Linked DNA regions of Homo sapiens: region 2 is linked to region 1. Evidence: read pairs that join two places in POLR2A ChIA-PET (ENCODE). Cell type or tissue: K562. All regions are shown on one strand. Each heading gives the region's core, and the rest is flanking DNA. Links, peaks and the distances in the headings are about the cores only.

What was found. ChIA-PET counts read pairs that join two places held together with the same protein. Peaks named below come from ENCODE experiments on the same cell type or tissue, not always from the same donor. Only the 100,000 strongest peaks of a DNase experiment are listed, where the experiment ranks them.
Region 2: POLR2A ChIA-PET joins it to region 1 with 5 read pairs; 13 of 35 experiments call an interaction of 5 or more read pairs at or near these places.

What each region holds. Positions count from the first base shown.
Region 1 is chr3:129,232,315-129,248,783 of GRCh38, reverse strand. It overlaps LOC105374102 (a long non-coding RNA gene), which reads right to left. Exons shown (of 3, transcript XR_924473.3): 2 at 15,295-15,449; 3 at 12,773-13,127. Among named protein-coding and RNA genes, the nearest start is that of COPG1, 9.1 kb to the left of the region's middle. RefSeq lists a cis regulatory region at 2,622-3,162 and an enhancer at 14,890-15,009. In K562, for the core only: no CTCF peak of the experiment used is centred there; a DNase peak (open chromatin) is centred at 9,693; H3K4me3 peaks cover 375 bases.
Region 2 is chr3:129,095,440-129,111,908 of GRCh38, reverse strand. The region is part of intron 1 of RAB43 (RAB43, member RAS oncogene family); the gene reads left to right. All of the region lies in intron 11 of ISY1-RAB43 (ISY1-RAB43 readthrough), which reads left to right. Among named protein-coding and RNA genes, the nearest start is that of RAB43, 18 kb to the left of the region's middle. In K562, for the core only: no CTCF peak of the experiment used is centred there; no DNase peak of the experiment used is centred there.

The DNA.
Region 1 (16,469 bases), core at 5,619-13,618:
CTCAGTGAGTTCTCGTTGAATGAATGCGTGCAATTGCATTTTTAATTTATATCTGCCGGGCCCTATCTCGTCTGCTCCTGATGCAAATTGCCTTGTACATTATCAACCTTAAGAGATCTAACTAAACAGCATAGAACTTCTACGTTATTTTGTAAATACTTTGGATATTTATGGAGTGCCAACTAGATGCGCTGCCTACGCGGGGAGGTGGGGGGAAGGGCGTGGGAAGGAACGGAAAGGGGAAAATGACACATCACCCAGGGTTTATCTTCCTGGGGACCTATGCAGGACACCCTGAGGCTAAGGTAAGCACAGTGCATGCCAGTGAGCCAGATTGCATTGGCAATGGCAAAGTCGTGATGGCCAAGCGCTGCGACACGGCCCCAGCTTGCCTGGGGAGGGGAAGCCCGCAGGCCTGTGGGCAGGAGAAGGAGTGGGCTGTGGAGAGGAGAGGCAGGAGGCTGAGGCAGAGGCCCCAGGTGAAAAGGGTGACCGCAAAGCTGGAGGAAGGGAGATGTCAGAGGGGCCAGCCCTTAGGGTCTGGCTTTGCAGAGGCTAGGGCCAAGGACAACAGATCTTGTGACATGCAAAATTGTCAAGAGTCAGAAAGATGTTCAAAATGTCTGATCGGTAACCCCACCCCTAATCAGGAGGAAATTGTTCAAAAGAAGAAAATGAGGCCGGGCGCAGTGTCTCAAGCCTGTAATCCCAGCACTTTGGAAGGCTGAGGCAGGTGGATCACCTGAGGTCAGGAGTTTGAGAGCAGCCTGACCAACATGGTGAAACCCCATCTCTACTAAATACAAAAAAAAAAAAAATTAGCCTGGCGTGGTGGTGCATACCTGTAATCCCAGCTACTCGGGAGGCTGAGGCAGGAGAATCGTTTGAACCTGGGAGGCGGAGGCTGCAGTGAGCTGAGATCACGCCGTTGCACTCCAGCCTGGAGTCTGGGCAACAAAAGCGAAACTGTCTCAAAAAAAAGAAAAAAGAAAATGAAGTTGCCTGCTGCAGCAGTTTGCAGCAAAATAATTGTAAACACCCTAAATGTCTATCAATAAAGGGATGATTAAGGAAGTTATGGTACATCTGAGGACTAAACTGATTTTTATCTTGTCTCAGCTACTCCAGGAGTCTGAGATGGGAGGATTGCTTAAGCCTGGGAGGTCAAGGCTGCAGTGAGCCATGATCATGCCTCTGTACTTCCAGCGTGGGCAACAGAGCAAGACCCTGTCTCAAAAAATACATAGGGGTGGCCAGGCGAGGTGGCTCACGCCTCCAGCACTTGGGAGGCTGAGGAGGGTGAATCACCTGAGGTCAAGAGTTTGAGACCAACCTGACCAACATGGTGAAACCCCGTCTCTACTAAAAATATAAAAATTCACTGGGCATGGTGGCAGATGCCTGTAATCCCAGCTACTCGGGAGGCTGAGGCAGGAGAATTGCTCAGGAGGTGGAGGTTGCCCTGAGCCAAGATCGTGCCATTGCACTCCAGCCTGGGTGACGGGCGAGACTCTGTCTCAAAAAAAAAAAGTGTATATACATATATATATATATACACACACACACACACACACACACACATGCATATATAAATAGGTGTACAATTCAGTGGGTTTTAGTATATTAAAAAAAGTTTATGTACCTGTCCGCACTAATTGGAGAACATTTTCATCATCCCAAAAAGAAAGCTATTCATTAGCAGTCACTTTCCATTTGCCCATCTGCCCAGCCCCTGGCAACCACTAATCTACTTTCTGTCTATAGATTTGCATGTTCTGGATATTTCATATAAACAGAATCATATGCTATGTAGTCTTTTGTGTGTTTTGCTTCTTTCATTTAGCATGTTTTCAAGACATGTTATAGCATGAATCAGTACTTCATTCCTTTTGTAGCTGGATAATATTCCATTTTATGGATTTACTATATTTTGTTTGTTAATCAGTTGATGGACATTTGGCTTGTTTCCAGTCTAGCTCTTGTGAACAAAGCTGTGAATGCTGTGAACATTAATGTACAAGCTTTTGTGCAACCCTATGTTTTAACTTCTCTTGGGTCTATACCTAAGAGTGGTATTACTAGGTCATATGGTAACTATGTTTAACTTTTTGAGAACTGTCTAACTGCTTTTCCAAAGCAGCTGCACCATTTTACATTCCCACCAGCAGTGTATGGGGGTTTCAATTTCTTCATATCCTTGTCAACACTTGTTACTGTCTTTTTGATTATAGCCATGCTAGTGGGTGTGAAGAGGTTTCAATTTGCACTTTCCTGATGGCTACTGATGTTGAGCATCTTTTCATGTGCTTATTGGTCATTTGTACATCTTCTTTGAAAAAATAGCTGTTCATATCCCTTGCTCGTTTTAAAATTATTTTATCTTTTTATTTAGAGTTGTATGAGTTATTTAAGTCTAGACCCCTTCTTCTTTTTTTTTTTTTTTTTAGACAGAGTGTAGCTCTGTCACCCAGGCTGGAGTGCAGTGGTGCAATCTCAGCTCACTGCAACCTCTGCCTCCCAGGTTCAAGCGATTCTCATGCCTCAGCCTCCCTAGTAGCTGGGACTACAGGCGTGTGCCACCAGACTCAGCTAATTTTTGTATTTTTGGTGGAGACGGGGTTTCACCATGTTGGCCAGGCTGGTCTTGAACTCCTGACCTCAAGTGATCCTCCCGCCTCGGCCTCCCAAAGTGTTGGGATTACAGGCATGAGCCACCATGCCAGGCCAATAGAGATTATTTTTATGATTCTTTATAACCACCACCACCTTCCATATTCTAAGGATTTCCGCAGCCCTCTTCTGAGATGCACTCTCTTGCCCTCTAGGTGGCACCAACTCTTTAATTTTACCTCTAGTTTTTTAGCGACGGCACAGCTGGAAGAGGCTTGAAGCCCCCATGCCAGGCCCTGTCTGTCCACTAGGGTGACCCAGGGCAGTTTCAGAGTCCGGGGACTAACTCCCTTCAATATAACAGGGAGACTCAGGACTACCCTTGCTTTAGAGGCAGCTTCCAGCCTCATAAAATGAGTTTTCCAGTAAGTCACCTGTTTTCTTGTCCACCCACGCCCACTTTTGAAACTATGCCCTCACTCATTCGGCATTTGTTGAGCACCCACTGTTACATAATACTTGTAAAAATAGCAAGTACTCTATACATATGAGCTGTTGTTAACAAAAATTAGACTTTTTTAGGATGAGATCATGAATATAAGCGCCCCCGCCTTTGCAAACTGTGAAGGGCAACATTGTGCTAAGGTGTGATCATTATTGGGGCAGGAGGACCACAATACAAGTGCTAGCGTTTATCAAGGACTCACCAGGCGAGAAGCACTTCATGTATTTTATCCTGAGCCCACCTAATGAAAGTTCAAAGTAAACATCATGCTGACTTCACTGGCACAAACCTGAATCTCAGACATTATGTACATTGATGAAGGACACATGCCAACTGAATGACACAGCTGGGAATCAAACCAGTTTCCTGGGTTTCCACAGACTGCTACTTACCCTGAATCACAAGCCATCAACTAAAAGGAGAGCTCGGGGTAAAATCAAGGTTTGACCTGGACACACGGTTATTAGACAACCCGGGGTGTCCCATCAGCTTCATAAACATGTTTTCCTTATGCCATTTTTCTTTTTACCCTTTTTATGTATGTATGTATTTATTTATTTTTATTATGTTTTATTTATTTATTTTTGAGACGGAGTCTCGCTCTGTCGCCCGGGCTGGAGTGCAGTGCCACGATCTCAGTTCACTGCAACCCGTGCCTTCCTGGGTTCAAGCGATTCTCCTGCCTCAGCCTCCTGAGTAGCTGGGACTACAGGCGTGCACCACTACACCCAGCTAATTTTTGTATTTTTAGTAGAGACAGGGTTTCACCATGTTGGTTGGCCAGGGGTCTTGACCTCTTGACCTTGTGATCTGCCCACCTCTGACTCGGATAGTGCTGGGATTACAGGCGTCAGCCACCACTCCCAGCCTTATTTATTTATTTTTAAAAATAGAGACAGGGGCCTGGGTGCAGTGGCTCATGCCTGTAATCCCAGCACTTCGGGAGACCAGGGCAGACGGATCACCTGAGGTTAGGAGTTCGAGACCAGGCTGACCAACATGGTGAAACCCCATCTCTACTAAAAATACAAAAATTAGCTAGGCATGGTGGTGCACGCCTATAATCCCAGCTACTCGGGAGGCTGAGACCGGAGAATCACTTCAACCCAGGAGGCGGAGGTTGCAGTGAGTGGAGATCGCACCACTGCACTCCAACCTGGGCGACAGAGTGAGACTCTGTCTCAAAAAAAAAAAAAAAAACAATGGAGACGGGCCGGGCACGGTGGCTCACACCTGTATCCCAGCACTTTGGGGAGCTGAGGCAGGTGGATCACATGAGGTCAGGAGTTTGAGACCAGCCTGGCCAACATGGTAAAACCCTGTCTCTACTAAAAATACAAAAATTAGCCAGGCATGGTGGTGAGCGTCTGTGATCTCAGCTACTCGGGAGGCTGAGGCAGGAGAATCGCTTGAACCCGGGTGGTAGAGGTTGCAGTGAGTGGAGATTGTGCCATTGCACTCCAGCCTGGGTGACGAGAGAGAAACTCCGTCTCAAAAAAATAAATAAATAAATAAATAAAAATAATAAAATAGAGACAGGGTCTCACCATGTTGCCCAGGCTGGTATCAAACTCCTGGGCTCACGTGATCCTCCCCCCTCAGCCTCCCAAAGTGTTGGGATTACAGGCATGAGCCACCAAGCCCAACCTATTACACCATTTCTCTGAGCATGCTAACACAATTCTACTGGTAATGATTCCTGAATTTAGCAAGAGGCATTTCCAAGATTACTTAATATAGGCCAGGTGCAGTGGCTCACGCCTGTCATCCCAGCACTTTGAGAGGCCGAGGCAAGAAGTCACCTGCAGTCAGGAGTTCGAGACCAGCCTGGCCAACATAGTGAAACCCTGTCTCTACTAAAAATACAAAAATTAACTGGCCATGGTGGTGCACGCCTATAGTCTCAGCTACTCAGGAGGCTGAGGCAGGAGAATTGCTAGAACCTGGGAGGCGGAAGTTGCAGTAAGCCAAGATCACGCCATTGCACTCCAGCCTAGGTGACATAGCGAGACTCCGTCTCAAAAAAAAAAAAGAGATTACTTAATATATTTCATTTTTCTCTTATCAGGAAAAAAACATATATTTTGGAGGGAGGGAGCTTTAGGAACATGCAGCAAAGTAACAAGCAGAAAATCAGCCATTTCTTTTTTCCTTTGTACATTTTTTATTTATGCTTCATTCAAACGAAGGAATATATGTCAACATGTGTAAGTTTTAGACCATAATGATGCCATGAACACCCACGAACTCACCTCCCAAATGCCAATCCGGAACGTTACCAATAACCAGAGCTTCTCCCCTATGCCATCATGCCCTGCCCACCCCAGAGTAACTCTACCATCTTGAAATTTTAACATATTGTCTCCCTCCCTTTTGAAAAAAAAAATACATATATAGACACGCTTAAACAATGAGTTTAGTAGTTTTTGAGCTTTATAAAAATGGTATCATACCATAGGTAGTATTCTAGGACTTGATGTAATCACCATTATCTTTTTCACTACTATATAATATTCTAGGGTGAATATACCACAATGTTCTTACCAATTTTCTTCTTGCTGAGCATTTACATGGTTTCTAGTTTTTTTATTACTAAAAAAATGCTGTTATAAATGTTCTTGTGCCTGTGTTCTCATGCATATATGCAGGATTGCCTCTTGGATACACACCAAGGAGGGGAAATGCCTAGGCTGTTCAACTTTACAGGATGAACAATTGTTTTCCAAAGCGTTTCCACCAATCATACTCCCACCATGGATCCACATCCACTCCAATTTGGTATGATTAAACTCACTTTTTGCCGATCTAGTGGATCTAAATGGTATCTCACTAGGGCCTAATTTGCTTTTCCAGAAGCTGAAAATCTTTTATCTGTTTATTGGACAACCATGATACTTCTCTGAAACTGACTGGATGAAGCCCACCCATGTTACAGAAGTCCAGTTTGCTTTACTCAGTCCACTGATTTCAATGTTTGTCTCATCCAAAAACACCCTCACACAAATATCTAGAATAATGTGTGTGTGGTTTTGTTGTTGTCATTGTGCACGCGCGTGTGTGTGTGCATGTGTGTGTGTGTGTGTGTTTAGAGACAGGGTCTAGTTCTGTCACCCAGGCTAAAGTGCCGTCCATGTGGCAGTATCACGGCTCACTGCAACTTCAACTTCCTGGGCTCAGGCAATCCTCACACCTCAGCCTCCAAAGTAGCTAGGACCACAGTTGCATGCCACCATACCTGGCTAATGTTTTTTTCTTCCATTTTTTTGTAAAGATAGGATTTTGTTATGTTGCCCAGGATAGTCTTGAACTCCTGGCCTCAAGCCATCCTCCTGCCTTGGCATCCCAAAACACTGAGATTGCAGGCATGAGCCACCATGCCCTGCCCTGAATAATGTTTGATCAAATATCTAGGCATCTGACTCCCAGTCAAGTGGACACATAAAATTAACTGCACTTGTTTTTTGTTTGTTTGTTTGTTTTTGAGATGGTGTCTCATTCTGTTGCCCAGGCTGGAGAGCAGTGGCCCAGTCTCGGCTCACTGCAACCTCTACCTCCCGGGTTCAAGAGAGTCTCATGCCTCAGCCTCCCCAGGATTACAGGCATGCTCCATCATGCTCCGCTAATAATAATAATAATAATTATTATTATTATTATTATTTTGAGTCAGAGTTTCTCTCTTGTTGCCCAGGCTGGAGTGCAATGGTGCGATCTCAGCTCACCACAACCTCCGCCTCCCAGGTTGAAGCAATTCTGCCTCAGCTTCCCAAGTAGCTGGGATTACAGGCATGCACCACCACCATGCCCAGCTAATTTTAGTAGAGACGGGGTTTCTCCATGTTGGTCAGGCTGGTCTCAAACTCCCGACCTCAGGCGATCCACCCGCCTTGTCCTCCCAAAGTCAGCATTTGTTTTTTATCATCTTCTGTTTACCTTTGGAATGTAAGTTCCTTGTCTGCCATATCCACAGGGCATGGCACAAAATAGGTACTCAGTACATATCAGTTAAATGAATGAATACCAGAACCAAGATTCCAGCCCCCTGGTCTGAGCAACTCCAGGTTTGCTCTTTTTCTGCAATAAGAAATTCCAGGCTGGGGCCGGGCACGGTGGCTCACGCCTGTAATCCCAGCACTTTGGGAGGCCAAGGCGGGCAGATCACGAGGTCAGGAGATGGAGACCATCCTGGCGAACACGGTGAAACCCTGTTTCTACTAAAAATACAAAAAAATTAGCTGGGCATGGTGGCGGGCGCCTGTAGTCCCAGCTACTCAGGAGACTGAGGCAGGAGAATGGCGTGAACCCGGGAGGCAGAGCTTGCAGTGAGCCGAGATCGCACCACTGCACTCCAGCCTGGGCAACAGAGCGAGACTCAATCTCAAAAAAAAAAAAAAAAAGAAAGAAATTCCAGGCTGGTTGCAGTGGCTCATGCCTATAATCCCAGCACTTTGGGGGGCCAAGGCAGGAGGATCGCTTGAGCCCAGGAGTTCAAGACCAGCCTAGGCAAGATGGCAAGAACCCATTCATACAAAAATTTTAAAAATTAGCCAAGTGTGGTGGCATGTGCCTGTAGTCCACCTACTTGGGAGGCTGAGGTGGGAGGACCACTTGAGCACAGTAATTCAAGGCTGCAGTAAACTGTGATCCTGCTGCTGCACTCCAGATCACTTTACATTGATCACTTAAGGGTTTACTAAGAAGAAAAACATAATGTAACATCTAAAGCCTAATCAATATCTGTGTGCAAATGGTTGAGTTTCTTTTCATGTGATAAAGTTGAAAGAGCCCTGGTCTGGGGATCTGAGGGCACTCTACCTACCCAGCTTCTTATGGATCCTAAGTTCTGAAGCAAATTAACACCATCCTGCTCTTCTGAGTGTGTGACTGTAAGCTGAAGAGGCCTGCAGCAAAGCCTCTAGGTTCCTAAGAGCCAGCTTTCCTGCCACTGTAGAGTAGGAAAAGCAGCCGTCTGCAAGCTCTCCCCACCCTCCAGGAGGACCGGAGGGCTGGTGTGGTGGAATAGCTATTAGTGACTCACCAGGAGCTGGTGACAATTAATAGGAAGGGTTTGGAACATCTCCACCCACCAGCAGACTGAGAATAATGACAGTCCAAAAAACCAAAAGGGAGTGTCTATGATGAGGTCTTCCAGGCCTATGCCCCCCACCCCAACCCCTCAGTGGCACTTCCTTGTTCAAACCATCATAACGTGGGCACAGTAAACATTGGGTTGTACCTGGGTCCATAACATTTTGTAGTCAAAATCTCCTGGAACAAGTCTGCCTTTCCATAATAGCTAAAATCTCCCTGATCATGGAGTGTACACAAATCACTTCGTGTGAATAAAGCAACGTGCATTTGTTGTGCAAGGACTGCCCACTTCGCTACGCCTTGCCCCGATCCCATTCCATCAGCTCCCTGAAGGGTGTTTATGGAGCAATTTGGGAAGGGCCTTGAGCTTAGAAGTCCCCAGGAAGTGCAGCCATTGGATGACTGTTTTCTCATGCAAAACATGTCACTGGGGACCTACTATATGTGAGCTTGGCTGGAAGAGCCCTAAACAGGAGTTGGTGGGTAGGGGAGGAAGAGCACAGAGCTGGATTGCCCAAGAGACACAGTAAACAAGTATTTGCACCCCAGTCAAGCAGGGGCACCAAGGCGAGAGAGCAAGGAAGGGAGGGAGAATACCTGAAATAATTAAATATTTGATATTTACTCCCCAAAAAAGACTCAAAGTAGTCATCAGGAAAAAATATCAGGATATTGCTGGTTTATATTAGTCATTATTTTACTTCAGAACTAGGCAAGCCAGCAGTGCATCCTGGGTAACGTGCAAGCTCCGGAGCCATCCAGCCTGGGCTGTGGTCCGTGCCCTGCCAGAGGTGTTTCTTTCCCAACGTAAAAATAAAAAGAAAACAAAACCCTCTCTCTCACCATCTCCTACTCCTCATTTCTCTCTCCTTCGCAGGAAAGAATATAGACAACCCATAAAAATCTAGAGATGGCTCCTTAAAAAGAGTGGCCCTTACTCACTCCCTGTCTTTGCCTCTTCTCTTCTAGGCCAGCCACTACCCCCACTTCTCCACTAGGATCTGCTCTACCCAATGTCCCTAGCCTTCTCTTTTATATTTTATCTTATTTATTTATTTACTGAGACAAGGTCTGGATCTGTCACCCAGGCTGGAGTGCAGTGACTCAATCATGTTTCACTGCAACCTCGAACTCCTAGGCTCAAGCGACCCTCCCACCCCAGCCTTCCGAGTAGCTGGGACCACAGGCGCACACCACCATACCCGGCTAATTTTTGTATTTTTTGTAGAGATGGGGTCTTGCTATGTTGCCCAGGCTGGTCACAAATTCCTGGGCTCAATTAATCCTCCCACCTTGGCCCCTGAAAATGCTGGGATTACAGACATGAGCCACTGTGCCCAACCATGTGTTGTTTTAAGCAGCTAAGTTTTGAGATCATTTTTAAGTAGCAATAGATAAGTAACATACCATTTCCTTTGGTGAATTCCAAGAAGGGAGTGGTCATTGGTTTCAAATGTTGCTGAAAGGTTGAGCAAGAGAAGTGAAACAAAGTTCCCCCAGAGTCATCACAAAGAGAAAGCTGGGGCTGGGTGTGGTTGCTCACGCCTGTAATCCCAGCGCTTGTGGGGACAAGATGAGAGGGAGAATCGCTTGACACCAGGAGTTTGAGAGCAGGAAGGGCAACATAGTGAGACCCCATCTATACACAAAAAATGTAAAAAATTACTGAGCAGGGTGGTGCACGCCTGTGGTCCCAACTACTTGAGAAGCTGAGGCAGGAGGACTGCTTGAGCCCAGAAGGTAGAGACTGCAGTGAGCTATGATTGTACAACTGCACTCCAGCCTGGGAGACAGACAGACCCTGCCTCAAAAAAAAACACACACAAATAAACCCTACAAAAATCCCTGCACATTTAACGAGATGCTACCTTGTGCCCATTAGGATGGCCACTACCAAAAAAACAGAAGATAGCAATTGTTAGTGAGGATGTAGAGACATTGGAACCCTTTACACTGTTTTGTTTTGTTTTGTTTTGTTTTGTTTTGTTTTGTTTGAGACAGTCTCACTCTGTTGTCCAGGCTGGAGTGCAATGGCGCAATCTCAGCTTACTGCAACCTCCACCTCCTGGGTTCAAGCGATTCTCATGCCTCAGCCTCCCGAGTAGCTGGGATTACAGGTGCCCACCACCATGCCTGGCTAATTTTTGTATTTTAGTAGAGACGGTGTTTCACCATGTTGGCCAAGCTGGTCTTGAACTCCTGACCTCAGGTGATCCACCCGCCTCGGCCTCCCAAAGTGCTGGGATTACAGGCGTGAGCCACCATACCTGGCCTTCCCTTTACACTGTTGAAGGGTATATAAAATGGTACAACTGCTGTGGAAAATTGTAGGGCAGCTCCTAAAAAAAATAAACATTGGATTATAATGTAATTCAGCAATCCCACTTGTGGATATATACCCAAAAGAATGGAAAGCAGGATGTCAGTGAGAATATTTGCATACTCACATTCATTGCCACATTATTCACAATAGCCAAAATGTGGAAGCAACACAAGTGTCCATTGAAGGATACATGGATAAGAAAAATATGGCATATGATGGAATATTATTTAGCCTTAAAAAGAAGGAAATCATTCACTTACTACAATATGGATGAAACTTGAGGATGTTATGTTAAGTAAATAAGCCAGCCATAAAAAGACAAATACGGGCGGGCGCAGTAGCTCATGCCTGTAATCCCAGCACTTTGGGAGGCCGAGGTGGGCGGATCACAAGGTCAGGAGATAGAGACCATCCTGGCTAACACGGTGAAACCCCATCTCTACTAAAAAAAAAAATACAAAAATTAGCCATGCGTGGTGGTGGGCGCCTGTAGTCCCAGCTACTTGGGAGGCTGAGGCAGGAGAATGCCGTGAACCCAGGAGGCGGAGTGCAGTGAGCCAAAACCGTGCCACTGCACTCCAGCCTGGGCGACAGAGCGAGACTCCATTTCAAAAAAAAAAAAAAAAGACAAATACTGTATGATTCCATTTATTTGAGTACCTAAAGTAGTCACACTCAAAGAAACAGCAGAATGGTAGTTGCCAGGGGCTTAGGGAGGGAAATGGAAATTGTTGATGAGTATATACTTTCAGTTTGCAAGATGAAAAAGTTCTAAGATCTCTTATACCACAATGTGAACATAGCTAATGCTGCTGAAGTGTACTTTTTTTTGAGACAAAGTTCACTCTGGTCACCCAGGTTGGAGTGCAGTGGCATGATCTCGGCTCACTGCAACCTCTGCCTCTGGGCCTAAGTGATCCTTCCACCTCAGCCTCCCAAGTAGCTGGGACTATAGGTGTGGGTCGCCATGTGAAGCTAATTTTCATTTTCGTTTTTTTTTTTTTTTGTAGAAACAAGGTTTTGCTATATTGCCCAGTCTGGTCTTGAACTCCTGGGCTCAAGCAATCCGTCTGCTTTCGCCTCCCAAAGTGCTGGGATTACAGGCATGAGTCCCCATGTGTGGCCTAAGTGTACTCTTAGAAATGGTTAGAAATGGGCCAGGCACAGTTGCTTACACCTGTAATCCCAGCACTTGGGGAGGCCAAGGCGGCAGATCACGAGGTCAGGAGATCAAGACCATCCTGGCTAACACGGTGAAACGCCGTCTCTACTAAAAATACAAAAAATTAGCCAGGCGTGGTGGCATGCGCTTGTAGTCCCAGCTACTCAGGCGGCTGAGGCAGGAGAATTGCTTGAACCCGGGAGGTGGAGGTTGCAGTGAGCCGATATATTGCCATTGCACTCCAGCCTGGGCGACAGAGTGAAATGCTGTCTCAAATAAACAAAAAGAAATGGTTAGAAATGGCCAGGCATGGGCCAGGCGTGGTGGCTCACGCCTGTAATCTCAGCACTTCGGGAGGCTGAGGCGGGCAGATCACGAGGTCAGGAGATTGAGACCATCCTGGCTAACACGGTGAAACTCCGTCTCTACTAAAAATACAAAAAATTAGCCGGGCATGGTGGCAGGCACCTGTAGTCCCAGCTACTCAGGAGGCTGAGGCAGGAGAACGACATGAACCTGGGAGGCGGAGCTTGCAGTGAGCCGAGATGGTGCTACTGCACTCCAGCCTGGGCGACAGAGTGAGACTCCGTCTCAAAAAAAAAAAAAAAAGAAAGAAATGGTGGCTCACACCTGTAATCCCAGCACTTTAGGAAGCTTGAGAACATGGCTTGAGGCCAGGAGTTTGAGACCAGCTTGGGCAACATATTGAGACCCCTCTCTATAAAAAAATTTTAAAAAATTTTAAAAATAAGGCTGGGCACAGTGGCTCATGCCTGTAATCCCAGCACTTTGAGGGTGGATCGCTTGAGCCCAGGAGTTCGAGACCAGCCTAGGCAAAATGGCAAAACCCCATATCTACTACAAATACAAACAAAAACTAGCTGGGCATGGTGGTGCGCACCTGTAGTCCCAGCTACTTGGGAGGCTGACCAGGTGGGAAGATCACTAGAGCCTGAAAGGCAGAGGTTGCAGTGAGTCGAGATTGCACCACTGCACTCTAGCCTGGGTGACAGAACGAAACCCTGTCTCACACACACAAAAAGACATGTTTTTAATGGTTAGAATGGAAAAATTTCATGTTATATGATTTTTACCAGAATAAAAAAACATAAACGACACTTTTATTGTCTTCCAGTTTCTGTGGGTAGGAATCCAGGCATAGCTCAGCTGGGGCCTCTGCTCCAGGGTCTCTCATGAGGCAGCACAAGGGCTAGATTCTCATCTGTAGGATCAGCTAAAGAAAGACCCTCCTTCAGTATCACATGATCATTGGCAGGACTCAGTTCCTCACATGCTGTGGGACTGAGGGCCTCGGTTGCTCACTGGTTGCTTACCGGCTGTTGGCCAGAGGCTGCTCTCAGTCCCTTGCCACATGGGCCTCTCCAACGCTGCAGCTCGCTTCTCCCCAGTGTGCCAACCAAGAAGGCAAGAGAGAGAGTCTGCTGGCAGAGGGAAGTAATAATTTTTGGTAACCTTATTACAAAGGAGCATCCCATCACCTTTAGTCATAGTCTATTGGGTAGAATAAAGTCACTAGGTCCAGCCCACTTTCAAAGGGAGGAGTTGACACAGGCCATAAACCCCAGGAGGCAGAGATCACTGGAAATCTCTCAGCCTTTCCACAGTGTAAGGACCCAGCAAGAAGATACCATCTACAAACCAGGAAACAGGCCCTCACCAGACAGTGAATCTGTGGACTTCCAACCTCTAGAACTGTGAGAAATAAATTTGTGTTATTTATAAGCTTTTAAAAAAAAAAGAACTATCTTAAGCAGAGAAGGCAAGTGAGTAAAATATAGAAGTATTATTCATATTCATTAAGAAATACGCTTTTTAAGAGGCTGAGGTAGGACGATCATCTGAGCCTGGAAGGTCAAGAGTACAGTGAGCCGTCATCACCCCACTGCACTCCAGCCTGGGTGACAAAGACCCTATCTCAAACAACAACAACAACAATGACAAAAAAAGAAATATGCTTCCTCCTATTTTTCAAGAGATACTTACTGTCTCTGTCTATCTTTCATTTTCCCACTTTATTTTTTTTTTTCTGTCTCTTTTGTAAGAATCAAGATCTTGCTATGTTGCCCAGGCTGGAGTGCTATTAACAGGCACTATCATAGGGCACAGCAGCCTCCAACCCCCAGGCTCAAGGATCCTCCTCTGTAGTAGCTGGGACTATAGGGGTGTACCATTTTCTCACTTTCAACAGTAACATAAACTTAAGAAGTCCTCTCCCTTCTCTTAACTTTACTAGAAGAAAAGCAGTAATGCAAGAGAGATGGTGAATAATATCTGTTAGGCCTCTGGTGGCAGGGATACGATAGAGAGAGGTAGGGACTGAGGCAAATAGGAGAGTGCACACCTCAGGTAACGGGACGGCTGTGAGTCACTGCACCTGGCTGTTGGTATGCAGGAATTCAGGCCCAGAATGGCCAATCTTGAGATTTTTCCAGAGAAACTGGAAATGGAGATTTCAAAAGAAATACTCTGATTTTTAAATTTTTGGCAACAGACTCAACATGTTTTAAAATATTGTGCATGCAGGCCAGGCATGGTGGCTCACACATATAATTCCAGCACTTTGGGAGGCCAAGGCAGGCATATCACTTGAGGTCAGGAGTTCAGAGAACAGCCTGACCAACATGGTGAAACCTTGTCTGCACTCAAAATACAAAAATTAGCCAGGCGTGGTGGCGCATGCCTGTAGTCCCAGCTACTTGGGAGATTGAGGCAGGAGAATCGCTTGAACCTGACAGGCAGAGGTTGCAGTGAGCCAAGACTGCTCTACTGTACTCCAACCTGGGCGACAGAGCGAAACTCTGTCTCAAAAATAATAATAATAATAATTGCGGCCATGTGTGGTGGCTCATGCCTGTAATCCCAGCACTTTGGAGGCCGAGGCAGGCAGATCACAAGGTCAGGAGATGGAGAACATCCTGGCTAACACGGTGAAACCCTGTCTCTACTAAAAATACAAAAAAATTAGCTAGGCGTGGTGGCATGCACCTGCAATCCCAGCTACTCAGGAGGCTGAGGCAGGAGAATTGCTTGAAGCCAGGAGGCGGAGGTTGCAGTGAGCTGAGATCATGCCACTGCACTCCAGCCTGGGCGACAGCGCAAGACTCCGTCTCAAAAAAAAAAAAAAAAGAAAAGAAATTGTGCATGCCAAGATGATGCAGACCAAAGAGAAGGAAAAAAAAAAAAAAAAAAAAAAAGCTTGCTCCAGCCCTGTGATGCTTACAAGTACCACATGGTACCCTCTTCTCTTTTCCTCGGCTTCCGGAGGTCACCTGCCCTGGTTTCTCACTTCCCTTTTTTGCCTGCTGCATCTCACACTGTTTTGCAGGGTCCTTCCTGCTGCCCATTGGATGTTGGCATTTGCTTACGGCTCAGCCCTAGACTTCCTCTTCTCACTCAGCAAGCTTCCCTGGGTGATCTCAATCACTTTCAACCAACCTACCACTGGTGTGCTGATGACACCTAAATCTAGATCCACCACCCAGCCCAGAGCTCCCAACACAGCACAACATAGGAACTGATTTCCTAACTCCACGTTTCCCTAACCAGACTCATCAACCTGTTCCAAGTCCCTGCAGACCAGCTCACCTCTCTCAATGGCACCACTCAGTTGCATAAGCCAGAAATTAGAGCCATCCTTGACATTTTCTTTCCTCTCATTCTCCACATCCAATTCATCCACATCCTTCTTTGTCTCTTCAGCAAATATACATAGAATTCTTCCTGTAGACCAGGCTGCGTATCTGGGGATGAGCAACAAACAGGACCGGGAGTCTCATGCTGTGGGCCAGTAGCTAACATTATGCTCTTTCACTGCAGCAGTCTGGGTTCAATTCCCAGCCAGGAAGTGATTCCTTTAAAAAAATTAAACAAAAATAAAACCAGAAACAAGCCTGTGTGCAGAGCCTCATGCCTGTAATCCCAGCATTTTGGGAGGTTGAGGTGGGTGGATCACCTGAGGTCAGGAGTTCGAGACCAGCCTGGCCAACATGGCAAAACCCCATCTCTACTAAAAATACAAAAATTAGCCAGGCATAGTGGCGTGCGCCTATAGTCCCGGCTACTCGGGAGGCTGAGACAGGAAAATTGCTTGAACCCAGCAGGCAGAGGTTGCAGTTGAGCCGAGATCGTGCCACTGCACTCCAACCTGAGCAACAGAGTAAGACGCCTTCTAAAAAAAAAAAATATATATATATATAATAAAAATAAACAAGTCAGGCAAAATCTCTACCCGCATAATGGCCACAGTCTAGCTGAGGTGATAGTTTTAAACCAGTTTCCTTAGCTTTGGAATTAACTTTAAATAGAGAAATTTTTTAAATTTTTAAATAGGGAGGCCAGGCGTGGTGGCTCAAGCCTGTAATCCCAGCACTTTGGGAGGCCGAGGTGGGTGGATCACGAGGTCAGGAGATCAAGACCATCCTGGCTAACACGGTGAAACTGTCTCTACTAAAAATACAAAAAAATTAGCCAGGCATGTTGGTGGGTGCCTGTAGTCCCAGCTACTTGGGAGGCTGAGGCAAAAGAATGGTGTGAACCTGGGAGGCAGAGGTTTTAGTGAGCCGAGATCGCACCACTGCACTCCAGCCTGGGCAACAGAGCAAGTCTCCATCTCAAAAAAAAAAAATTTATACAACAGAGTTGGGTAAATAAGCACTAAATGGGTTACTATAATGCAATGTGCTTAGAACTGCATCGGGCACACAGTAGGTGCTCAATAAATGCTAGTTATTATTAGAGAAAGTAAGCAAACTCATAAGGGG
Region 2 (16,469 bases), core at 5,376-13,375, 140 kb after region 1:
AAAAAATGGATCTTAGTGTCAGAGTAAACTTCAGTTTGCTAGTTAGGAATTGTTAATATCTGTCATGTTTATATATTTTTTTCAATATTCCCAATAAGAATAGGACTCTCATGTTTATATAGAACAGAATCAATTTTATGAAATACATGAAAATTCTATGAAATATGTAGAAAAATCTCTTAGAAAAAAATCAGTTTTATTATTGAAATCTCAAGGCCAATACTTCAGTGTAAACTCTGACGCTACAGTTTTCTTTGGGTTTCTTTCCCAGAATAAGCCCTCAACATGTGTTGGCTGCATGAGTGGGAGAGTGAGGAGCAGGATCAACATCTGATGGGAGGGTGCTGCTGGATCCCATGGCTGGCAGCACAGGTCTCTTTTTTTTTTTTTTTTTTTTTTGAGACAGAGTCTCTATCACCCAGGCGGAGTGCAGTGGTGCCATCTCAGCTCATTGCAACTTCGGCCTCCCAGGTTCAAGTGATTCTTCTGCCTCAGCCTCCTGAGTAGCTGGGACCACAGGTGCACACCACTACGCCCGGCTAATTTTTATATTTTTAGTAGAGATGAGGTTTCACCATGTTGGCCAGGCTGGTCTCAAACTCCTGACCTTAAGCGATCTGCCCACCTCGGCCTCCCAAAGTGTTGGGATTACAGGCATGAGCCACTGCGCCCAGCCATGGACTCTTGAAGCTCTACTAGAAGCTCTACTAGAAGAGTTCAGGAAAGGGCTGGAGGGCACCCTCCACATTTTAACAGAACACACGGAGGGAGAAATGCATGTGAAGTGAAAAAAGGAGACCACCTAGGAATTCGAGGAGTCCCCTACCCTTGGGAAGGCGCATGGTGATGGGTGGAAGGTGAGGTGTGACCAGATAGGCTTGGGGCCAGTTTGCTGTGCATTTGTGGTACAAGTGCATACATCAACAGATTGATATTTTGCTTTCCCTGAATTATCTTACCTTACTATCCTGTCTAAAGTAGCACTCTCCCAAGTTCCTTAAAAAAAAAAAAAATCTTTATGGAGATATAATCCACATATGATAAAAATTCCCCCACTTAAAGTGCGTGATTCAGTGTTTTTTTTGTTTTTTGTTTTTTGTTTTTTAATATACTCAAAGAGTTGTGCAGTCATCACCACAGTTGATTTTAGGATATTTTCATCACCGCAAAAGAAACCTCATCACCATAAGCAGCCACTCTCACTTCTCAATCCCCACCAACCCCTGGCATTTTTAATAGAGACGGGGTTTCACCATGTTAGTCAGGATCGTCTTGATCTTCTGACCTCGTGATCCGCCCGCCTCAGCCTCCCAAAGTGCTGGGATTACAGGCGTGAGCCACCGCGCCCAGCCACAGAATGTTTTCAACATTATGCCCTTACTTGCCTTGTTTTGTTTTTTTGTCCTAGTACTTTGCATTGCCCCAAGTCATACTTCACTTGTTTGTTACTGTTTGCTTCCTTCCACCCTCAGGCACTCAGCGCTGCTGGGCATGGACTTTGTCTTAGGTATCAAAGCACTTGGCACAGTGTACTTTACCTTTTGGTTATTGAATGAATGAAGGCAGGCAAGAAGGAAGCATACTCTTTCCCCATTTATCCAGCTACCTCTTGGCTTGCTTTTGTTGAATTGATCAGTTCTCTTCCACGTTGCCTTCTAGTAAGTTGGAAATATAGTGCTGTTTCTATTGATTTTATTAAGTTTTAAATTCATGTTTAAATTTATCTACCAGGATCTGTTTTTTTCACCTAAAGAAGACAAGAACCACCATAATCCCAACACTTTGGGAGGCAGAAGCGGGCGGATTGCTACAGCCCAGGAATTTGAGATTAGCCTGGGCAACATGGGGAGAACCTGTCTCTGCAAAAAATAAAAAAATTAGCCAGGTATGGTGTTGCTTGTCTGTAGTCCCAGCTACTCAGGAGACTGAGGTGGGAGGATCACTTGAGCCCAGGAGGTCGAGGCTGCAGTGAGCCAGGATCGCACCACTGCACTCCAGCCTAAGTGACAGAGTGAGAGCCTGTCTCACAAAAAAAAAGGAAAAGACAAAACCAAGCACACTTTTACTTTCTCCTCATTGCCCATTCCAAAATTTTTTTTACATTATGTACCAAGTTACTTAGACTTAATTCTAACTTTTAATATTATTATTATTATTATTATTATTTTAGATGGAGTCTCTCACTGTCGCCTGGGCTGGAGTGCAGTGGTGCGATCTCGGCTCACTGCAACCTCCACCTCCCAGGTTCAAGCACTTTTCCTTGCCTCAGCCTCCCAAGGAGCTGGGATTACAGGCGCCCGCCACCATGCCTGGCTAATTTTTTTTTGTATTTTTAGTAGAGACGGGGTTTCACTCTGTTGGCCAGGCTGGTCTTGAACTCCTGACTTCAGGTGGTCCACCTGCCTCAGCCTCCCAAAGTGTTGGGATTACAGGCATGAGCTACTACATCCGGCAACACCTCCTTTTTTTTTAAATGACATTGATTTTTTTTTTTTTTTTGAGACGGAGTCTCGCTCTGTCGCCCAGGCTGGAGTGTAGTGGCGCAACCTCGGCTCACTGCAAGCTCCGCCTGCCAGGTTCACGCCATTCTCCTGCCTCAGCCTCCCGAGTAGCTGGAAGTACAGGCACCCGCCACCACGCCCGGCTAATTTTTTGTATTTTTAGTAGAGATGGGGTTTCACCATGTTAGCCAGGATGGTCTCGATCTCCTGACCTCGTGATCCGCCCGCCTTGGCCTCCCAAAGTGTTGGGATTACAGGTGTGAGCCACCGCACCCAGCCAAATGACACTGATTTTTTAAATTAATTTACAGATCAGTACAAGCCATGATTTTTTTTTTTTTTTGTAGGAGTCACCTTGTAGTTTTTTCTCATGGTTTCCTTATGTTGTCTTTTCACTTGTTTCTTTATTCCTTGTATTTCCTGTAAGCTAGAAATGTGGGGACTCGATGAGCCTAAAGTTAAACCATTCTGGCAAGAATGCGTCCTAGGGGATGTTGTGGGCTTCATCCTGCAGCACAGGAGGCAGCCCCCGGTGCCACGTTCCATACTAGTAATGGGGCCTGTTTGATCACCTGGTTAGGGTGGTGTTTACCAGCTTTCTCCATTTCTGTTGATTTCTAAAGATTTCTCTTTGTTCTTTGGACTTATTTCTTGATCGCTTAAGAGCCACGGCCTTCCATTTGGAGCACCAGACCAGTTGAAATAGGGCTAAAAGGGAAGAACCCTTGGAACCTGGAAGGTGGTACTCTGTCGAGCTTAGTTATGGTTGTTGGCTGAGAATTACCCATCTGACACCCTGTATGTAAATTACATAGCATGGCAACTTGTGCATGGTTTATTTGTTCATTGATTCCTTAGGTACCTGCTCTCTCCCAGGCACTGTTCTAGGTACCAGAGAGAGAAAGGTAAGTAAGAGGCAGTCTCTGGGGACTCACCTCTGGTGGAGAAAATATATGTAGACAGGTAATTAGCATGCAATGCTATTAATGCTGTGGCTGTGGTAACTGAGGCTTCTGAACCAAGAGTTGGACTGCATGGCCTGACAAGTACTCATCTTTCACCTCCACACATTGTGGCAACAGCCAGCCAAACATGGACAGTCAGGGCTGTTCCTGGAAGGCAGGGCCATGTGGCTGCCGTGGCTGTCCTAGGGAGGTGTGCTGAGTTCTGTGGAGCTTGGTGGGGGGCTTTAATCCACACTCCTCAGGGCCACAGAGGCGTGAAGGGGAGGGAGGCCCTGGAAGATTCATGAGAGATTCCTAGGGAAGTGAGATGGGCAGGGCTTTGAACGCCATGGCTGCCTCTGTGCAGAGCTGTGGCCCTGGGAGGGAGGAGTGTGATGTTTGTCTAAGCTGCATGCAGCTGGAGAATGGGGGCAGATGAGAGCATGGCAAATACGAGGGCCAGCCTGGTGGCACTGGCAGGCTGTGGGCCTGGGGGCCATAGGCAGCGAAACAGCCAGCTGTGCCTGGGAGCCCGGGGAGGAGGGTTTGCTCTAGAGAGTTGAAGAGGTGACCGAGTGGCTTGGAGGGTGAGGGTGAGGGACTCGTGAGGCCAGTCTGGGCCATCGTTGATGACCAAAGTAGCAGGGAACTGGAGGGATGGTTTGAGGGTTGGGGTTGTTCAGTGTGGGCCATAGGACATCTGAATCCCTTGTGCCTGGGCCCTTGCAGCGGAGGAATTTGGGGAAAAGAGGTGTGGGGTTTACGGGAATTCTTGTGGAGGCTGTGAGGGCTCCAAGAGGCTGTCTACCAGGGACACTGGCACTTGCAGCCCTGACTCTGAGGATGCTGTCAATGTTTGCTGAAAACCCTTCCTGATGGGCCCCCCAGCTGAGCGGTGCCCACCGCGAGCTCCTGCACGCTGCCTTGGTTTCCTCATTACCCCAAATGTTTCCCTGGTGCTGAAAGGAGCCTGCAAGCAAGCAAGGTGTTTGGGTGGCAGCAGGCTGGTCGTGGATGCCCTTAGCTTCCTGCGAGGAAGAGGAATACCCGGAAGAGGTGGCACTTGGCAAGCAGATGAGGCAGGACTTGTTGGCCAGAGGCCAGGGTCGTTTCCCACAGTGCACCTTTTTCTCATCCAAGCTGTTCAGGAACGGGTTTGATTCCTGCAGGAGGTGCCAGTGGCAGTGAGATTTCTTGGAAGCAGTTTCTATGTGCTTGCGGAGGAGCCGCGTCCATGGTAAAGGACACCAGGCTTCGGAGTCAGACAGACCTCTGCTGATGCTTCATTCCTGTGACCCCTCAGACATAAGGAGTAATGAGACCCACCTTCTAGGGTTGTCACGGGATGAAGTGGCCTGACACACAGGGAGCACTGACAGACAGTGCCAGGTGCCCACAGAACTCTGCCTTCCTGGCTTTCATGGCCTCTGGCCCCTTGCTTTCACCAGGCCTGCAAAACGTCGTGGGTTACTGTGCTTCCTGGGTGACTGGGGAGGAAACTTGAACTGCGAGAAGCTGACAGGGCCATCCCTCATCACGTGCTGGTGGAGTACAGGAACAGGAACGCACATCCTGGATTTTTCTTCACTCTGCATCGCCACCAAGCCTCCCAAGGAGAGCTGCATTGTAACAAGGGACAAAGAAAGCCATTTCTCATGCTGGGCCTTCAGGCACTCATTTTTAAGAGGTGGGAGGAATTTTGGGCATGAGAGTCTGTCCTGGTCCTCTACTCCCCTATTGCAGAGGAGAATTTGTGCCCCCGACACCAGACTGCATGCATTGCAGTCTGCTCTGCCTGCCGCCAGCCTGTGTCGCTGGTCCAGCCTGGTCTTACCTTTCTTGTCCTTGCTTTGGTCTCTCTCCACCTGTCTGGCCAGATGGTGGCAGGCTGTGTCCTTAGCTGGTTAATATGCTAGAGGTTTTGCTGTCTTACCATGGTGCTTCACAGTGCTTCACTCCCTGGCCTGTGGCCTGCTTGTGAGCCCAGGGCCAAACCTTTCCCTGGAGGACCACAGCATGGTGGGAGGAGGGACAGCGGCAGTCAGGAGCTCGCATGGCCCACAAACTCCACCTCCTGGTTTGACTTACCACATCCCAAGACACAATGAAAAATAGCTCAGGAACTTGTATTTGGGTCAGTCTGACCAGTTTTCAGAGTTTGTCCTGAGAACTAACTTTTCCAAGGTCCCTCTCTAATATGAAGAAGCAAGGAACTTTCCACTGCCTGCTTCGTTACTCAGGAGAAAGTCTTGTCAAGTAAAACCTTCCTCTGTTTCCATTGGGAGGGACAGATGCTGGACACAGGTCCCAGAGCCGAACTTCAGTGGTGCTTTTAACCTAGTAAGCAGGATTGATTTCCCACTGGGGCACATCTGAACTCACTCAGTGGGAACGTGAACTAGGAATCCCTGGAAAGCAGCTTTCAGCCCTGCTGCACGGGCCTGACTACTGGGACCTGCCCACAGTGGACTGCTGATGTGTTGAGGCCCTTCTCTGTGCAGGCACTGTGCAAGTATTGATGGTGCCAAGAGGAATAAGACAGGGTCTTTCTCCTCAGGGAACCCATTCCTGATGGCAAGAGAGGGACATAGGAACCAGGAGCCAAGTGGTAGCCCGAGGTCAATTTCCACTACAAAGCCCGCTTTTTGTTTGTTTTTTAATGTTAACTTTTTTTTTTTTTTTTGAGATGGAGTTTCACTCTTGTTGCCCAGGCTAGAGTGCAATGGCATGGTCTCGGCTCACTGCAACCTCCACCTCCCAGGTTCAAGTGATTCTCCTGCCTCAGCCTCCTGAGTAGATGGGATTATAGGCATCCACCACCATGCACGGCTAATTTTTGTATTTTTAGTAGAAACAGCGTTTCACTATGTTGGCCAGGCTGGTCTCGAATCTTGACCTTAGGTGATTTGCCTGCCTTGGCCTCCCAAAGTGCTGGGATTACAGGCATGAGCCACTGCGCCTGGCCCTGTTTTTTTTGTTTTGTTTTGTTTTGTTGTTGTTGTTTGTTTTTTGAGATGAAGTTTCACTCTGTTGCCCAGGCTGGAGTGCAGTGGCACGATCTCGGCTCACTGCAACCTCCATCTCCCAGGTTCAAGCAGTTCTCGTGCTTCAGCCTCCTGAGTAACCAGGCTGACAGACATGTACCACCATGCCCAGCTAATTTTTGTATTTTTAGTAGAGACAAGGTTTCGTCACGTTGGCCAGGCTGGTCTTGAACTGCTGGCCTGAGGTAATCTGCCCACCTCAGCCTCCCACCCTGGCCTAAAGCCTGTTTTGTTTGGCCGGCAGAAGGGTGGTTGGCTGGTTTGTTACTATTGAACTTGTTTTAGATAGCATATCCTTTTCTGATAGCCAGCGGGTCCCACAAGTCCTGTCTCCTTACTGCCTTTTATGTCACTTGTCTGGCCCCAAAGCCCAATAGTGCGGGACATTTTGACTTAGATGGATAACCCATTCTGTGATGTGTGTTGTTGTAGGGGCAAGAGTAAAGAGCTATGGGAACATGAAGGAAAGAAGAGTTAATTCTGCTCAGGGTTGGACCACAGGCCCATGGTGTCAGGGAAAATGAGAGACTTTTGAACTGGGGTCCTGAAGGGTAGGTAGGAGTGCACCAAAAGGTTAAGATGAATGCAGTTTATCCCAGAAAAGATAACGGCGAGAACAGCACTGCCTTGTCATGAGTGTGGAGACTCAGAGCGTAGTATAAGCTGGGAGTTATGTTTAGAGATTAGAAGAGGAAAGAAGCCTTATCCCTCACCCAACATGTGCTTCCCGACTGAGGCAGCGATGGGCAGGACTGAGCCCTTCTGTCACCAAGGTGAAAGAAGGGCCTGAAGCCCAGGACTGAAACCCTTGCAGCCTTGAAATCCCCACCCCATATGAAACTTACCTGCCAACCCTTGCTGAGTGGGAGAGGAGGGGGAGTGCTGCTTTTCTGAGCATACACACTCTGGGAGCCCTTTTCCTCCCTAATTAGGCCTTACCCATACCCTCTGGGTCCAGTAGATGCTTCTGGACTTCACCTTTCCCCGAAAGTCAATTATAAGACAAGCCTGCTGGGAAAAGTTCAAATAGCTGGTGATATGCTAGGTGAGAGGGCTTGGAGCTCATTCACAGTTTACAGTCCCTGTTGGCTGGTCAGGTTAGTGGCTGGTCAGGTGAGTGTGCAGGAGGAGAGCTTGGGGGTGGGGGATAGAGAAAGTGCGGTTTCCGCTCTCAACTTGGCAGATGTTTTCAGCAGTTTAAGGTTGTTTATGTCCCCTGGGCAGTGAAAAACACCTTAGCCATAACAATGTACAGCTCGCTCAGCTGACAGTGTAAAAGGTTCACGGGGCAAAATGGTCCTCAGTACTCTCCTCCAGATTATGTTTCTGTCGGGCACCTTCTACATGCCAGGCACTGTGCTAGGTGCTATGCAGATTGCAGAAAACTAGCCTGATGCAGCCCGTGCCCTTGTGGAACTCATGAGGCAGAGAAAGTAAACCTTTAAAAAGTGTGTGTGCATGTGTGTGTGTGTGCATGTCAGGCAGTGACGTGCACTAAAGAAAAATAAATTGGGGTTGGGACAGGATGGGACTGCTCTTTTAAGAAAGGCCTCTTGGCCAGGTGCGGTGGCTCGTGCCTGTAATCCCAGCACTTTGGGAGGCCAAAGCGGGCAGATCACCTGAGGTCAGGAGTTCGAGACCAGCCTGACAAACATGGTGAAACCCTGTCTCTACTAAAAATAAAAGAATTAGCCGGGCGTGGTGGCACACACCTGTAATCCCAGCTACTTGGGAGGCTGAGGCAGGAGAATTGCTTTAAGCTGGGAGGCGGAGGTTGCAGCGAGCAGAGATCGTGCCACTGCACTCCAGCCTGAGTGACAGAGTGAGACTTCATCTAAAAAAAAAAAAAAGCATAGATGGGAATGAATGAGGAGGCCAGTCACATGGGCGTCTGGGAGAGCTTTTCAGGCAGGGAACACCAAGGACAAGGGCCTCGGTGCAGAGGCCTTGGAGTACTCCAGGAATGGCCAGCAGGCAGCTAGAGGCAGATCCTGGGGTTGCCACCTAAGGGTTGACGGCAGAGGAGTTACAAGATCCTAGCACTGTTTCAGAAGCTGCATTGTTCTGTGTGCAGAAAATGGACTGGGTGAATTGGAGGTGTGGAGACAGGCCTGAGGCCGTTTGTGTAGACCCTGGTAAGAGGCTGGAGTGGCGGTAGGGAGGTGGGGATAAGTGGGTAGGAGGAGGGCACAGCTAGGGCAGATGCAGTGGGGACTTGGAGCCCAAGTGTCCCTGCTGGTCCCAGCCTCTCCCAAGGCAGAGAGACAGCCAGCCTGGAGTCCAGGACTCTGCGTTGGGATGCCTTGGCCGAGTCCCAGCGCCCCTCAGAGCCTCCCTCTTTTCTCTATAATGTCGGCTCCTGGTCTCTGCCTGCAGGCAGTGGCAAGGACGAGTGAGATGGCCGGGACCCCCAGGAGTCCACAGGGTGGGTCTACTTGCCTTCTGAGACACTGAGCCTAGGCCTGGCCTCTCCAATAGATGGTAAGATGGTTTCTGGTTGCTGTGTCTTGTCACCTGCCTGTTTCAAAAGTAACGTAGTTAAAGTGACAGATCAGAGGCATTCAGCTCTCATCCAGCCTCCCTTGGGTGCTGCCTAATGCCAGCTGGCTTGGTTGGGGTGGGGAGGGGTCTGGTCTGGGGAAGGGGCTCTCCTGGCTTGGCTTCCGCCTCCTCTTTTGGAATATAGTAGGCATGGGTGAAGTGATCAAGCTGCCTGTTACACTAATTCCTCTCTGTGATCCCATGACAAGACTGCTCCACCCAGTGACCTGAGTGATTTTTTTTTTTTTGAGATGGAGTCTCGCTCTGTCACCCAGGCCTGGAGTGCAGTGGCACTATCTCGGCTCACTGCAAGCTCTGCCTCCTGGGTTCACACCATTCTCCTGCCTCAGCCTCCTGAGTAGCTGGGACTACAGGCGACCGCCACCACGCCCAGCTAATTTTTTGTATTTTTAGTAGAGACGGGGTTTCACCATGTTAGCCAGGACGGTCTCGATCTCCTGACCTCGTGATCTGCCCGCCTCGGCCTTCCAAAGTGCTGGGATTACAGGTGTGAGCCACCATGCCTGGCTGTGATATTTTAAAAACAAACCAGAGCACATCTTGTCTTAGCCCAGGCTTCCCGTGGAAAACAGAGCCAGAGAGAAGGGCTCACATGCTTAGCTTTTGTTTTGGAGACTGACCTGGAGAAGGAGGCAAGGCTTAGATAGAGCTGCATCTTTCATTTAGCTGCCATGGGCAGTGGTCTTGACCCTGAGGACTTTACAAGGTGCATGAGGAATGTGTCTCACAGTGGTCCCTCTGAGAGGTGGGAGAGAAGAGCTTTATCCCTGTTCCCCGTTGGTCACAGGTGATCCCTAGGGTGCGGAGGCCTCTCTCTTCTGGGTCATGGAGGCATGAGCACACAGTGCTTTCCGGCAGGCCTCCCTGGCCAGACTCAGAGATGCTCCCAGGCAGGGAGTGAGGGGCACGGTGTGGGCAGGCCTTTGTGTGTGTGCAAAGCTGGTTGCTGCAGCAGTGGCTGGAGTGCAGGGTGCGCTGATAAGATATGTGAGTGGGAGAAAAGAGGAGACTGGCTCATATTTCCCTGCCTGAGACAATCTCCAGTGGCTTTACGTTGCAAGAAAAATGAAATCCACACTCTTAACTTTGGCCTGCAAGATCCTATATGCTCTGGCTCTGGCCCATGTCTCTGAACGTGTCTCCTCCCAGTTTCCTTCTTCACGGCCATCTGGCCACACTGCCCTTTCCATGTCTCTAACACGGTAAGCATTCTCCTGCCTCTGAGCCTTTGTCCTGTTCCCCTGCCTGAACACCGTCCATGTGGTTGGCTCTTCATCACTCAGGCCTCAGCTCAGACACTTGCTCAGATCATCAAATAGGCTGGCATCCACCCCCTGTGCTGTCTGCCTGGCTTTCACATTCTGTAGCGTGCTCATGATCACCTTCTAAAAGGATCTGTGGCACATTCTGTCTCCTCTTACTAGGATGGAGCTGGTTTTGCTCCGTTCCCTGCTATATCCCCAGTTACCAGAGCAGAGGCTGGGACAAGGCAGGAGCTCAGCGCATGTTGAATGAAAAATGAACGACTCATGTACACAGCCTAGTATGTTTTTCTTTTGGTACTATATGTATTCTCTTTTGCATTTAAGTTCCTTTGTGTATATTAAAAACATTTGCCACAAAATTATAATAGCTCAGTAAATATTGTTAAACGGATGCATTTATCAGCACCTTCTCCATGCTAGCACTTGGGCACATGGGTTTGGTCATTTGACTCTGACAGCACCTTTTTGTACGGATGAAAAACAGAATGGCCGGGCGCAGTGGCTCACACCTGCAATCCCAGCACTTTGGGAGGCCATGGCGGGTGGATCACCTGAGGTCAGAAGTTCGAGACCAGCCAGGCCAACATGGCGAAACCCTGTTTCTACTAAAAATACAAAATTAGCTGGGTGTGGTGGCACACGCCTGTAATCCCAGCTACTCGGGAGGCTGAGGCAGGAGAATCGCTTCAACCTGGGAGACAGAGGTTGCGGTGAGCAGAGATCACGCTACTGCACTCCAGCCTGGGCGACAGAGCGAGACTCGTCTCAAAAAAAAAGAAAAACAGAATGAAGTTTTAGCCTAGAGACACAAAGCTGGTGACAGAGCATCAGGTCATGAGCTCAGGCTTGTTGGCCCCAGCGTACCACCGCTACCCTGTATCCTTCCCTTCCTCTAATTTGGGGGAATAGGATGGGAATACTACCAGCCATGGGAAGGGTCTACTTTCCCAAAATATCTTCTCCATTACTGCCCACAGTTCACCAGCTGGTTGGCCTACATACCTTAATCAGTAGTTATTTTGTTGGTTTTTCATTTAGTTTTTATTTTAAGCAAACTTAACTTGTGTGTGGTTTGAGGAGTCATTTGGTTCTACAAGGATTGGTAGCAGAAGGTCTTAGGATATTGCCAACCCCCTGCCCTAGAGCAGCCACTTCCACCTCTTCTTTTGAAATAGGGTCTCAGTCTGTTGCTCAGGCTTTAGTGCAGTGGTACCATCTGGCATTTCTTGCAGGGCAGCTTTTTTCCAAGGAGCTTCTCTCTACTTCCATTTATCTGCAAACGTCTTGATTTCACCCTGTCTTATGAGGGAAAATTTTGTTTGACAAGTACTTCAGCATTGAGAGTTTTTTCTTTCCGCACTTGTTTTTTTCTTTTTAGCACTTCTCAGCATTGTCTTCTGGCTTCCATTATTCTGAGAAGTGGTTGTCATTTGTATTGTTGTTCCCATGTATGGAATATGTCTTTTATCAGACTGCTTTTCATATTTCCCCTTTATTCTTGTTTTCTGTCATTTTGACTGTGATCTGCTTTTGTGTATTTTGTATTTTTTCTGCTTGGGGTTTGCTGAGCTTCTTGGATCTTTAAGCCAGGTATGTTTCATCAGATTTGGAGATTTTTCAGTCATTAGTTCTTTGAGTATTCTTCCCCCATTATCACTATCTTTTCCTGGAACTGCAATTATGTGAGTATGAGACAGTTTGGTATTATCTCACATATCCTTCCGATTTTATTCATTTTCTTCAATCTTTTTTCCCCTTCCTCATATTAACTCTTTATTGATTTTTCTTCAGGTTCACTGATTTTTTTTTTCTGCCATCTATAATCTGCTATTAAGTTCATCCAGTGAATTTTCCACTTACTATAATTTTTAGTTCTAGAATTTCCACTAATTTAAAAATTAAGTTTAGGCTGGGCGCAGTGGCTCACGCCTGTAATCCCAGCACTTTGGGAGGCCGAGGCGAGTGGATCACCTGAGGTCGGGAGTTCGAGACCAGACTGACCAACATGGAGAAACCCTGTCTCTACCAAAAATACAAAATTAGCCGGGTGTGATGGCACGTGCCCATAATTCCAGCTACTCAGGAGACTGAGGCAGGAGAATCACTTGAACTCAGGAGGCGGAGGTTGCGGTGAGCGAAGATCGTGCCATTGCACTCCAGCCTGGACAACAGAGCGAAACTCCGTCTCAAAAAAAAAATTAAGGCCAGGCGCGGTGGCTCACGCCTGTAATCCCAGCACTTTGGGAGGCTGAGGTGGGCAGATCACAAGGTCAGGAGATCAAGACCATCCTGGCTAACACAGTGAAACCCTGTCTCTATTAAAAATACAACAAATTAGCTGGGCATGGTGGTGGACGCCTATAGTCCCAGCTGCTTGGGAGACTGAGGCAGGAGAATGGCATGAACCCGGGAGGCGGAGGTTGCAGTGAGCCGAGACCGCGCCACTGCACTCCAGCCTGGGTGACAGAGTGAGACTCCGTCTCAAAAAAAAAAAAATTAAGTTTAACATATATATATTTTTTGAGACAGTTTTGCTCTGTTGTCCAGGCTGGAGTGCAGTAGCGTGATCTGGGCTCACTGCAACCTCTGCCTCTGAGGTTCAAGGGATTCTCATGCCTCAGCCTCCCGAGTAGTTGGGATTACAGGAGCATACCACGATGCCTGGCTAATTTTTGTATTTTTGGTAGAGATGGGGTTTTACCATGTTGGCCAGGCTGGTCTTCAACTCCTGACCTCAAGTGATCCACCTGCCTTGGCCTCCCAAAGTGCTGGGATTATGGGCATGAAACACTGCACCCAGCCCGTAATTTTAATAATAATAAATAGTTTAATAAAACATTTATGTTTTAAGAAATAATTTTTCATTTATTTCCTTAAATCCCCTATTCGTCCACTCATTATGGCGATGTTTTTCTTTAACTCTTTGAACATACTTTCCTTGTAATTTTCTGAACATATTTAAAATCGCTGCTTTAAAGTCTCCCTACTAAATACAATATCTGGGCCATTTTGGCATCAGTGTCAATAGATTGCTTTTTCCCTTATCTGTGGTTCATATTTTCCTGTTTCTTTGCACGTTTAGCAATTTTCAATAGTATATGGAAATTGTGGTTGATAACTTAACGAGACTCTGGATTCTGTTACCTTCTTTAGAAGAGTGTTGATTCTTGTCCTAGTAGTCAATTCAGTTACTGGCTGATCACCTTGAAGTTATTCGTTTAGGCTTGTTTTTTATGTTTTGTTAGGGTGGATATGTGGAAAGACTAAGGTGTTTCTGAGCCTCGCTAATGTGGCAGAACTCAACCTCCAAACCCAAGGCTTATGTTGGTGAGGGCAGGTCTATGGAGGCCTATTCTTTAGGCATGGTCCTCACCCATAGTGACGTTCTGATAGCTCATATACGGGTCGCTAATGAGACACTAATGAGGCCTGTTCACTGTGTCTGGCTTGGAACTTCAGCATCCCCTAGCACTCCTGAACCTCTATCTCTGGTCTGTTCTCAACTCTGGAAGGGGCACTCTCTGGTCAAGAGCTCACTGGGACACCTCACATAGACTTTTGGGCTCCCCCTACTTATGTCTTCTCATTTCATCACATCATCTGCTCCAGACCCTGATCTCTGCCTCCTTAGCTCAGTGGGACCACTGTGCTCTGCTTGGATTCTAGCCCCATGGTCAGGAAACTCCCAGGTAGAGTGTCACAATGATCATGAGGTGCCTTTCATGAGTTTTTCCTTTTTTAGGGGTTATGGTCTCAGGCCGCTTGTTATCTACATTCCAAAAACGACAGCCTCATATATTTTCTCCAGTCCTGTGGTGTGTGTGGAGGGAGGGCTACTCTGCCACCAGCGATGCTGCCATGGCTGGAAGCTGCTCCAGGAGCCCTCTGACCGGCTCCAAGTTGGCTGATGTCTAGGCTGCTGCTCAGGTATTATCCTGGGATTTATCTCTCTTTCCATCATCCTGGCATCTCCCTTTGCCTCCCTTTTCAGTTGAACTCTCTGTTTTCTGGATCCCACATTTTCTTATTTTTTGTTGATTTCTTTAGGTAGAGGAACTTTCAGTCACTCCCTGAGGAAGGGTAGCAGGAAGGTGAATTTTTCGAGGACTGTATGTCTGGGAGTGCCTTTATTAAACCCTCACACTTGACTACTGGTTGGTTGGGTAGAGAATTCTAGGTTGGAAATAATTTTTCTCCTCATTTTAAGGCATTGTTTTGTTGGCTGTCTAATGCCACATGGGTCTTTTGTGTTCTTTCTTCTTGCCTGTTGTTCTGGAACTTCTGCCCATGGATGCAGTGTGGTCTGCTCTGCTCCATTGTGTGTGTGCCTGGTGGGCCCCTCAGTCAATTCTGGATACTTTTCTTGAAATACTTGATTTCCTCTCCTTGATTGTATTGTTCTCTTTTTCTGAAACTCTGATTATCCTGCTCTCCTAGGCTGCTTCTTAATTTTCTTTTCTTTTCTTTTCTTTTTTTTTGAGACAGTCTCACTCACTCTGTCGTCCAGGCTGGAGTGCAGTGGCGTGATCTCGGCTCACTGGAACCTCTGCCTCCCAGGTTCAAGCGATTCTCCTGCCTCAGCCTTCCCAGTAGCTGGGATTACAGGCGTGCACCACCACACCTGGTTAATTTTTGTATTTTTAGTAGAGATGGGGTTTCACCATGTTGGCCAGCCTGGTCTCGAACTCTTGATCTCAGGTGATCCTTCTGCCTTGGCCTCCCAAAGTACTGGAATTACAGGCTTGAGCCACCGCACCTGGCTTTCAATTTTATTTTCTCTCTTTTCCATTTCTTTGTATTTTTTCTCTACTTTGGAGGGATTTCTTCAACTTTATCTTCCAACCCTGATGTTGCATTTTTCATGTATGTTAATCATATTTTTAATTGAGCTCTTTTTTCTTTCTGAATGCGCCTCACCAAAAAAGATACTATTCTTTCCTTGTTCCATGAATCTTTCCCTATTTCTGAAACATTGACGATTGTTTGAGTACTTTGCCTCTGTGTTGTTTCTTCTGTGTTGTGTTTTTGCTGTTGTTTGGCCGGTGTCTTTCGTGTTATGTGTGGAGACGAGTTATCTCCACACCAGAGGTTATCTGGATCCCAGGCTTGTGTGGTACACACATAAACCTTGCACTTCACCCCATGCTGCCATGCATGAGCTGCAAGACGCATGAACTATGGAACATAGGCCTGGTTTTCTTAGAGCCACTCACTGAGGAGTAAATGGGACAACTCAGGAAAGAGGAGTCTTATTTGGCACATTGTGGCCCAGAGCTTTCACTCTCAGACTTCTGTGTTGGGGCTGGGGCAATGGTGGTCACCTCCACAGTGCCAGGGGCAGAGGCCCTGCCTTCAGGAACTGTCTGGGCCTCTGTGGCTTTTCCCCACCCCAGACAGACCTTGAGAGAAAGACCTTTCTCACATACCTTGAGAACTAGGTAAAGAGACACCCCGAGTGTTTGTGCCTGCAAAGGGGGCTGATGGACCTGCAGCTTGGCACACGCCACAAGCTGGGTGTCAGTCTTCAGAGAGCCATGAGAACCTGTGATTGGTGGGGCAGAGAAGGCACACCCGATCCCCAAGGTGTTTGGTCACCAAGATCCCTGGCATATGCCCCTTGGCTGGTGATCTCTGCCCAGAGTGGGCAGCCTCCTGGCCCCGCACAGACCTCTGCCCCTACCTGGCCTGGTATCCATCCTGCCAGACTCTGCTTCTAAAAGACACTAGGGAAGCTCCTCCCACCCATGGGCACCTCTTCTCCACAGCCCACATCTGGTGGGAGATGGGGCAGAGTAGGTGTTAAATGAAGACATGGGTGGCCAAAGCTCCTTGCTTTGGCCAAGCTGGGTCAGCTGGTGGAAACTGCCTTGTACTTAAAGGCCCCATGGGAGGACTCTGCCCATTGCCACCACCAGTCACCCTTCCCACAGTCCTCATCACCAAGCTGTAGAGTCCTGAGGGAACCCTAATGCTGGAGGAGCCTCACACACAGCTGGGTACGTGATGCTCTTGTAGGGGAGGGTACCTGGCCGTGCCTACTGCTGGCCGTGCAGTGCACCTGGAGCCAGCTTTCCAGCCGCCGGCCGCTTGAGCACTGGTGGTTCTGTTTTCGCAGCAGTGGGCCCAGTCCTGAGGGGAGAGGGGCACACGGAG